Linked DNA regions of Homo sapiens: region 2 is linked to region 1. A link is an interaction called in ENCODE POLR2A ChIA-PET data of the cell type or tissue named here. Cell type or tissue: MCF 10A. All regions are shown on one strand. Each heading gives the region's core, and the rest is flanking DNA. Links, peaks and the distances in the headings are about the cores only.

Region 1 (5,285 bases), core at 736-4,735:
GCAACTTTTCTTTTGGGGGTACAAGGAAGATCCTCAGTGTAATAAATTATCAGTTCATGTTCCTCTTTTTGAACCACCTTAACAAGAGATACAGCGGAAAGGAAAAGGCATTGACCATTTATTGAGTGTCTAGTTTGTGCCAGGAACATTCTTGCCATATATTGTTAATTCTTATAACCTCCTGAAGTAGATATTATTTTTATCGCCATTTTGCAGATAAAGAAATTACAGCTTCGAGGTTCAGTAGGGAATAAGCGAGAGGTGAGAAAGAAACTTAGGAATGTTTGATTTCAAGTCAACTTTGAAGCATGGCTAGTAGTATGAAAATCTGGGCAGATTTTTGTTTGCTTACTCTGGTACTGTAAAACCAGATGAGTTTTCTTTAGGATGTTTTCAGTTTTATTTGCCAGCCATTTGTCAGCCCCAGACCTATTTTATTTGGTTTTATAACACAGAGAAGCAAAATACAGAACTTAGAAATACTAGAATTCTAAAGAGAAATGATACTATATTCTTGTTGATGTTTGCATTCTTTTCTGATTGTTTTACAAATCTGCCGCAATTTTAGATGTTATACACAAAGTATATTGGAAGAATTATTAATTGTGACCTTCAAGTGTATTCAAGTGTCAGTTACAAATTGCTGTTGAAATGATGGCTCCAAATGTTACTTTTGGATATTGGTTGAGTTTAAAAGAATATAAAAATATAAAAAATAATAAAACATATTTATGAAAAATATATATTGTGTATTGTATGAAACTAATTTATTAAATTTATTTCTGAATATTGTTAGGTTCATAAATAAAAATGTATGGACCCAAGTGCCATCTTTTATTATATGTAATGTTAAGCACAATCTATTAAATATGCAAGAATCATTTTCTTAACTTACTTAAAGTTTAAATCTATAATGCAGAAGGTTTAAATGCAAACAAGCAGACCCTCTTCTGAAATTTTATCTTTTAAATATTAGTTTATTAATACGTCTTCCTATACTTTTTCTTTTTGAGACAGGGTCTTGTGCTGTCCCCCAGGCTGAAGTGCAGTGGCGAGATAATAGCTTGCTGCAGCATTGAATTCCTGGGCTCAAGTGATCTTCCCGCCTTAGCCACCTGAGTACCTGGGACTAAGGGCATGCATCACCACGCCCAGCTAATTTTAAAATATTTTGTAGAGACAGGATCTCACTGTGTTGCCCAGGCTGGTCTCAAACTCCTGGCCTCAAGTGATCCTCCTGCTTCAACCTCCCACTGTATTTGGGATTACCGGTGTGAGCCACTGTGCCCATCCTCTCTTTTTATAGTATCACTAGCTAGATGTATTTATTACCAGTTTACACTGGATATTTCTTGATAGAGACCTACTTAATAGAGTTCTCTGACCCTTCTAGCAGCTAGTCAATCTGGATCCTTTTTTAGATTATTTTCTGTATCTCTGTGTATTCATATACCTACGCAGGCTCTCATGGATCTGTCTTACAGTAGTTTGATAATGCTGGAATTTCTGAATTTCCCGGTACTTAAGGAGTATAGAGTCCTTAAGTGTGCCATCACATACATACTTGCTTATATGTTATTTTGAATTGATTTTTTCCTATTTTGTATATGTGCGTCTTGTCTTCTCTAGGTAGGATTATAAGCTCCTAAAGTGTAAGAATCATGTCTTGTGCTTTTAAAACACATGTATAGGATCAATGATTACTTTGATTACTTGTGGATTCATTTTTCGTTTTTCCTAGTTTAAGGGGCAAAGCAGAATAGCAAAGCAGATCAACAGTAGTTAGTTGCATGCGTGCTTTTTCATATCCTAGAGGAGAGAGAATACGAAGCTTGCAGAGAAGTGAAAAATTAAATAAGAGGGTGCTTACAGGGTTCTTTGATAAAGAGGTCAAGTATATATTTCTCAAATATAATGTACTTTGAAGTTAATAAAAGAATGGAAAATGGGGCATACATTTGGAAATGCATATAATAATGTTTAAGTAATAAAGAATTTTAGTGATTAAGTTTTTTTTTTACTTTAAATGTGATTTTCTGATATATGTTAATATTTTAATATTAGGACTCGCTGATTCTTGAGAAGAGTCAAAACTGGAGCTCTCAAAAAATGGACCATATTCTGATTTGCTGTGTTTGTCTGGGAGATAATAGTGAGGACGCTGATGAAATAATTCAGTGTGACAATTGTGGCATTACAGTCCATGAAGGTAATGTTGCTTTCTTTTCTCTCTTTTTAGAAATGGCTGACTGTGGCTCTTTTACATTTGTACTAAGGTGGTTCTACAATATTTCATGGTGTTTCGGTTGAAATAATGCTAAATCATCAAAGTATGGATGCTATTTTTCAGGTTATCTTTTCTTTTATTTTGAGATGGAGTCTCACTGTGTCGCCCAGGCTGGAGTGCAGTGGCACAATCTCGGTTCACTGCAACCTCCACCTCCCAGGTTCAAGCGATTCTGCTGCCTCAGCCTCCTGGGTAGCTGGGACTACAGGCGCCCACCACCACACCTAATTTTTGTGTTCTTTTTTATTTTATTTTTATTTATTTATTATTTTTGAGATGATGTCTCGCACTGTTGCCCAGGCTGGAGTGCAGTGGTGCTATCTTAGCTCACTTCATCCTCCGCCTCCTGGGTTCAAACTATTCTGCCTCAGCCTCTTAAGTAGCTGGGATTACAGGCACGAGCCACCATGCCTGGCTAATTTTTGTATTTTTAGTAGAGATGGAGTTTCACCATATTGGTCAGGCTGGTCTTGAACTCCTGACCTCGTGATCCACCCGCCTTGGCCACCCAAGGTGTTGGATTACAGGCGTGAACTACCGCGCCCGGCCAATTTTTGTGTTCTTAGTAGAGATGGGGTTTCACCATATTGGCCAGGCTGGTCTCAAACTCCTGACTTTAAGTGATCCGCCTGCCTCAGCCTCCCAAAGTGCTGGGATTACAGGCGTAAGCCACCGCACCTGGTCCCCCAGTCATCTTAATTAAAAAAAAAATTTTAAATAATGAAAATAGAAATGCTATATGAAAATCAGTGTTTCTTTAAAGGTCGGTGTTCTGGTATTGTATTTTATGGTACTGTTTCTTGTTTGTTTTTTTTTAATTTTTTAATTTTTTAATTTTTTTTTTTTTTTTTTGGTAGAGACAGGGTTTTGCTATGTTGCCCAGGCTGATCTTGAACTCCTGGCCTCAAGCAATCTGCCTGCCTCGGCCTCTCAAAGTGCTGAGATTACAGGCATGAACCAGTGTGCCAGGCCTTATTTCCAGTTTTTTTTTTTTAATTTTAAATTTTTAAAAATTATTTCTAGTTTTTAAATAAAATTCAGAAGTAGGAAAAAGTTGACTATTTTAGTCTGATAGAAAACATTCTTAAAAAATTTATATTCTATCAATTTTTTGTAGCTTCTTCTTTCATAGTTGTATTTTTATTTTTGAGACAGAGTCTTGCTCTTGTCCAGGCTGGAGTGCAGCGACACAATCTCAGGTCACTGCAACCTCTGCCTCCCAGGTTCAAGCGATTCTCCTGCCTCAGCCTCCCGAGTAGCTGGGATTACAGGTGCCTGCCACCATGCCTGGCTAATTTTTGTATTTTTAGTAGAGATGGGGTTTCACCATGTTGGCCAGGCTGGTCTCGATTTCCTGGCCTCAAGTGATCCACCCGACTCAGCTTCCCAAAGTGCTGGGATTACAGGCATGAGCCACCGTGCCTGGCTGACAGTATGTATTTGTTAAGAGCAAAGGGCCGGGTGCAGTGGCTCACGCCTGTAATCCCAGCACTTTGGGAGGCCGAGGCGGGCGGATCACCTGAGGTCAGGAGTTTGAGACCAGCCTGGCCAACATGGCGAAACCCCATCTCTACTAAAAATACAAAAATTAGCCGGGCGTGGTGGCTTATACCTGTAATCCCAGTTACTCGAGAGGCTGAGGCAGGAGAATCACTGGAACCCAGGAGGTGGAGGTTGCAGTGAGCCGAGATGGTGCCACTGTACTCCAGCCTGGGCGACAGAGGAAGACTGTCTCAAAATTTAAACAAACAAACAAAAAAAGGCATTCTCTTACATAACCACATAATTATCAAAGTCAGGAAGTTAGCATTGATGAAATGCTGTTTTATCTAATTTATATAGATTGTATTCAGATGTTGCCAATTGTCCCAACAATGTCATTTCTAACAAAATCAAAGCCAGGATCATGTATTGCATTTAATCGTCATGTCTGTTTAGTCACCTTTAATGTAGAACAGTCCTTGAGTTTCTGTCTCATAGACATTTTTAAATATATAGTCCAGTTTTTTTTATTTTGGTTTGTTTTTACAGAATGTTCCTAATATGATTAGATTTGGGTTATATGCTTTTGGCCGGAATACCACGGAAGTTATATAGTGTTCTTAGTGCATCGTATTAGGAAGCATATGATATTTATTTGTGCAGTTACTGGTGATATTACTATTACTTTTTTTCTCATTTTTATTGCATAAGCCTACCAATTTAGAATACTGGTGATATTTTGATCACTTGGTTGAGAGGGTGTCTTTCTGGTTTATCTGTGGTAAAGTTATTTTTTCTTACCAATTAATTATTATTATTATTATTATTTTTTAATCAGGGCTGTGACTACCACAAAACAGTATTTCTATGGCCTTTCTCTTACCTGCTTTTCTGGTATTACAGCCCTTGTCCCAAGTAATTCTGGGAGTCTGCTGGACTTGTGGGACTTTGCATGATCTGTGATTCTCTAGCTAATGCTCTGATCTTCATGTGGAGCTGCCCTTTTTTTGCTGCTAACACTCACTGTGGGAATATCTCCAGTTACTGTTATTCATTTATATTTTTAGTAATGTTTGTTGAGTACCTTCTATGTGCTTGGTATTCTGTAAATTTTAGGCATATGAAATAGAATGTACACATTGTTGACCTGGTGGAACTTAATGTCTGGACAGACAGGCAGTAAACAAACCAATAAATATCTCTTAGTTGGTGGCCCAGATTCTGAAGAAAAATGAAGTAGGACAAGGAGTATAGGAATGCTGTGTGTGAGGGTGGTTGGGTGAGTTGCAGAAGTTTGTATTTGTAAAAATTGATAAGGGGCTGGGTACGGTGGCTCATGCCTGTAAATCCCAGCACTTTGGGAGGCCAAGGCAAGCGGATCACCTGAGGTCAGGAGTTTGATATCAGCCTGGCCAAAATGGTGAAACGACGTCTCTGCTAAAAGTACAAAAATTAATCCGGCATGGTGGCACGTGCCTGTAATCCCAGCTACTCTGGAGGCTAAGGCAGGAGATTT
Region 2 (5,285 bases), core at 613-4,612, 270 kb after region 1:
ACTTGAGCACAGTAATACCTCATTTATTCAGTGACAGTAAATAGTTGTTTTGTGAATTTTCTGAATGATAATAGTTATAGGGGCTAGCATATATTGAGCCCTTATGTGCTGGCACTTTGCTACATACAATTGTAGTCAGCATCCTTTAAGACGGCCCCCACGACCTCCACCTTGTGTAATTCATGCTTTGTGTAGTTCTACCCCTTGGAGTGTTGGCTGGATTTAGTAACTCTGAGATGATAAACGTTTGCTTTTTTCAACCACTAACTTGTGGGGCAATTTGTTACACAGCAATCAACAATGAATACAACTTCAGATACATCATTTAATCCTTACAACAATCCAATGAAGAAGGTATTACTGTATTCTCATGGGGTTCCATGGCATTGCCTCAACTCTCAGGTCCTCTGCTTCTCTCTCTGCCCCCTCCCAAGGCTACACACTTTTGTGGCCCTTCCTATTTCTGGCTGTCCTTTGGAATACTTAGCCGCCTTCTTTCTGTATCTATCCTGCCACCATCTTGTAAATTAGCCCCTTCTTGCTGTTGACTCTCCCTAGCACTCAGAAATTTAGCAGAAATCATTTTCTCCCTCTTGTTGAGTTGTAAAATAACCAACTCATCTTTATGATGATGCCAGCTTAAGACGTTCCCTGGAGGTATCTCTATGCTTCAAGATATATTTTCCCCACAACAAAGGCATTAGACTGTTGCTTTTAGAATAGTTTACTGCTTTCATGTGTTTTTTAAAAATTCTCCTTCTTCTTGAACCATTTGTCTTACAATCTGGGATGGATTGCATGATTTGTATGCAAAATGGAAATCGATAGACTCTAAGTAAGGGCTGAGGGCCACTTTCTGTGTCTGTGCATTGTGGCCATTTTTTCCTAGCACAGGTTCCCAGCTTTGTTTTGGGTAATTAGGGCTGATAAAATTTCATTTCTACCTAAATTAGGTATTATTATATTTTTTTATTTCATTTCTTATTTGCAAAACTGGACATATCCTTATTTTATTCCTGGTTAACTTCAGTAACCTTATAACTTATGCATTCCACCAACATTCCATTCCTCTCCAGTCTGGCCCCTCCTTGGCTGGCTGACAAGTATTTCTGAAACCCCACTTACATTGGGGTGTGACCTGATGATCGCCTCCTCGCCTCCAGCATATCTGCATTAAACAATCTGGGGACTCTTTTTGGGATTAAATATTGATTGTTTCAAAAAATGAAAATTGAATGTTTAGAGTGAGAAATTGGCTAATTAAAGCTGGACTTTGTTTATTAAAAATTATCAAATAAGTTTATGATGATTAAACCAGTAATCCTGATATATATTAAATTAAATTCAAGTATGAATATGGGTGGGAAAAAAAGCATGATTTCTGATTGAATGGTAACCTCTAATATAATGAAAGTCATTTAATTGCAACTTAGATACTTCTGATTAATATATTGCTTGAGATATATTAGTAGTGATGGAAGTAACACTGGTAGCGGTGATAGTAGGTAGCATGTTAGGAAGGGTGTTGGAATACCTACAGTGTGACATGGATGCTGACAAGCACCTCATATACGTTGTCTCTTTTAATCCTTCAAAACCCCTATACTGTAGGTACTAATATCATCCCACAACTTATAGCCTTATCTTCATTTCCCAAATTAGCTTGCTCCCTTTCCACCCCCCAAATCTTAACTATCAGTCCTGTTTTTATCAGTCAATAAAATTTCATGTTTCTTGTTCTTCTCTTATAGGCATGTGCAATACAGCAGTTTAGGGAAATGAAATATTTTCTGTCATGAAATATTATATTTCTCCAAATCAAAATTTATTATAGCTCTTTGGAGCTTCCACCTGGGGGAATTTTCTGTCATACAAGTCAAATAGGTTCTATTTGTTCTGCCCAGTTTAGTTTTTCTCTCTACTTTGCTGGATAAAGTAAAAAGATGTGACAAAAGGAGACATAATATCCACAAATCCATCTCCTTACAAGTTAAAATCGGTAGCTTTTATAATTTCTTTGGCAAGGAAATCCTTTTAGAAGGGGGTAGTAATTATAAATAATACTAATAGCTGCTAGCTGTAGTAATAGTAGTCCATTTGTCTTAGAACTCTTTTATGCACTTGTATTTTTCCAAGTGAATCAAGCTAGAATAAAGTTTGTAGCGTCTCTATTATACTTGTGGTCTAGAGATGTGTTAGAAAAAAAGTAAGTAATTTTCTTGTCTATTATAATGTACTATAAGGAGTTATCAAGCATTAATCCAGCTATGATGCTCTTAAAATTCCCAAATCTCTATGTTCAAACTTGTTTAATTTAGAGGAATGACTTTGGTGGGCAGGGTGGCTCATGCCAGCTACTTGGGAGGTTGAGGTGGGAAGATCACTTGAGGCCAGGATTTCGAGACCAGCCTGGGGAATATAGTGATATTTCATCTCTAAAAAAAATAAAAATAAAAAAAACAATGAACTTAGTAGACAATTTTAGATAGCAAACAGCAAAACAGAAAAAAGAAAAGAAAAATATACTTCAATCTGTTATAAGTGATTACTTTTGAGTATGTGGTCAAATAAAAGCCAATCCTCCCAAATGCATTCTTAAAAATCAAGTCCTTATGTATTTCTTATTGGAGGATTATGTGTTTAAAATAATATGGAGAGAACTCAACAATTGTAGTGTGACAGGTCTCCCACCAGGTTACTTAATGAAGACTGGGCAGTGAGCCAAGGCCATGGTGCCCAGTCAAAGAGTGGATGTCCCTGAGAACCCAAACATCCTGGGGCATAGCTGGGAACATGCCAGGGAAAACAGCCTCATTACACATACACAGTAGGCAAAGAGCCACAAAATTAGCTTAAAGGTAGCTTAGAGAAAAGGTGGATCTCTAGAGCTGTCCTGCTGCCATCAGCAGCCCTATATGTAAGTCCTGATAAACTCATCTGGTCAAGCTGGAATTGTCTGAGTCATTCTTTGGTTGCTTGGCTCTTTCCCAGCTTGTGGGGGTAGGGGGATTTTATAGTCCCAGGTTTTTCTTTTTCTTTTTTCTTTTTCTTTTTCTTTTTTTTTTTTGAGATGTAGTGTCGTTCTTGTTGCCCAGGCTAGAGTACAGTGGTGTGATCTTGGCTCACTGCTACCTCTGCCTCCCCGGTTTAAGCGATTCTCCTGCCTCAGCCTCCTGAGTAGCTGGGATTACAGGTGCCTGCCACCAAGCCGGACAAATTTTTGTGTTTGTATTAGAGACGGGGTTTCGCCATGCTGGCCAGGCTGGTCTCAAACTCCTGATCTCAGGTGATCCACCCGCCTCAATCTCTGAAAGTGCTGGGATTACAGGTGTGAGCCACTGCACCTGGCCCAGGTTTTTCTCATAACAATAATTTTGGTTAAATGTATAAATTATTTTAAAGGAATCAACAAATTCCGCACCAGTCAATGTGCTGTTGGTTCACTCAGTTTCTATGTTTGGGTACACCATATATAAATAACACGGAATAAGAATGGAGTTTTGGAGAACTGCTGATTACATTTTTAAAAAGTCAAGATCAAGGTGAATCATACCTATCAAAAAAATTATGTCTAATCAAAGGATGCATTCCAATCAATGAGAACAAAATAAAACAACTAGTTCAGGTGTTTTATTATAAAAATAAAAATGCATATCTGCTAAGGATAAATGCCTTTAGTAGTAGTCTCTTTGCTTTGGCATATTTTCATTTGCCCAATTACTTGGAATATTTGTGATCACCTCTGAATAATCACTTCGTAGTAAGTTATTTAAGCTAAAATCAGGCAGTGATTCAAGGTAATAAATAGTTCCAATAAATAATAAGCAACTTTCCAATGATTTTGACTGTTCATACTGCTCTAATGCCTTAATACATGTGGTAAAGTTAGCAAATCAGAAAACTCAAACTCCACAACCCTTTACACAGTCTTGATGTCTTGTTAATACTATTATCAACTTAGCAATGGAATTTAGCATTTGATTCTTTCAAATTGGTTTTCTCTTGCAATATCCATATTAATTGTATTTTTGTTCATACTGAAGTCCTTCTAAATTTCCAGGCCTGGTACCTTCATTCCAATTCAGATTCAACCCTCATCCTTAATCCTCAACTAGAGCCACCATTTTGCTAGTGCTTGCTTTATTGTGTATTTTATATCCTCTTTTCCTCCCTTTGATTTCATTAGCTCAGAATCTTATCAAACCAGTATATTCTCATCATTTTGCATAAAATTATTGAATATTACCTCATAGCAGATAGGATAATATCCAGGGTCTTCAGCTTGGCATTCGAGATATTTCACAACATAAACTAAGGCACAGATGTTTGATCTGATTTTCCTTTCATTTATTTTACATTGTACTCCAACCAACTTTAGCTGTCTTGCAAAATGCTATTCTCTTCCTTGCCTCTAATTTTCACTTCTGAGGTTCACTTCTCAATGCCTATCCCTGTCAAAGGCCTCTTAACCTCCTCAGATCATTTCAGTTCATGGTAATCTTTCCTGCACTTCAAGTCAGAGTGTCTCTTATTCTCAACCTCACTGTCTGCGCACTTCTTTAGGATATATGTTTCTTATGTCTCTCCTTTGAGCATATTTTAGAGCCCTTTAGATAGCATCTAGTTTATTTTTTAAAGTACTCAAATGAAGCTACTTAGAAGAATTGAATACACTCAATTTTATTATGACAAAAGATGTGCTGTGACACCACTTCTACCTTTCTCAGACCCTAGTTCTCTCAACTTCCTGGGATATATGGGTTATGGCAGTCAGGTTGTGAAGATTTTTGTTAAAAGAACATTTCAACAAAGACCTTGATTCTACAGGTCTCTCTCACTATTGCTTCTATAGTCACCACAGAAGGAATAACAAGGCTAATACTGTTTGGATAAATGTGTATATGGAACAGATTAATCTGAATTTGGCAAAAGTTCAGAGGCTATGAAGAACAAGATTTGGGGAGAAAATCTGTTTTGAAAGCTAAATTAACCTATTTTGTTTATTTTGCAACTATAAATAGTAGTATTAATTTTTTTCCTGGACTTTTATGGTTTTATTTGCTCTGGATATTTTATTTACTAAAAAGGAATCTTTCCAGATGGTCTCATAAATTATCAATATGTTCCAGAAATTTCAACATATCAGAAATTAAAAATATATCTCCTAAGTATAAATTAGTTCAACCATTGTGAAAGACAGTGTGGCAATTCCTTAAAGACCAAGAGGCAGAAATACCATTTGACCCAGCAATCCCATCACTGGGTATATAGTCAAAAGATTATAA

Evidence for each region. ChIA-PET counts read pairs that join two places held together with the same protein. Peaks named below come from ENCODE experiments on the same cell type or tissue, not always from the same donor. Only the 100,000 strongest peaks of a DNase experiment are listed, where the experiment ranks them.
Region 2: POLR2A ChIA-PET joins it to region 1 with 5 read pairs; 2 of 35 experiments call an interaction of 5 or more read pairs at or near these places.

Annotation. Positions count from the first base shown.
Region 1 is chr7:10,988,639-10,993,923 of GRCh38, forward strand. It overlaps PHF14 (PHD finger protein 14), which reads left to right. Exons shown (of 18, transcript NM_001007157.2): 4 at 2,065-2,209. Among named protein-coding and RNA genes, the nearest start is that of PHF14, 17 kb to the left of the region's middle. In MCF 10A, for the core only: no CTCF peak of the experiment used is centred there; no DNase peak of the experiment used is centred there.
Region 2 is chr7:11,258,851-11,264,135 of GRCh38, forward strand. No RefSeq gene overlaps it. Among named protein-coding and RNA genes, the nearest start is that of PHF14, 290 kb to the left of the region's middle. In MCF 10A, for the core only: no CTCF peak of the experiment used is centred there; a DNase peak (open chromatin) is centred at 2,751.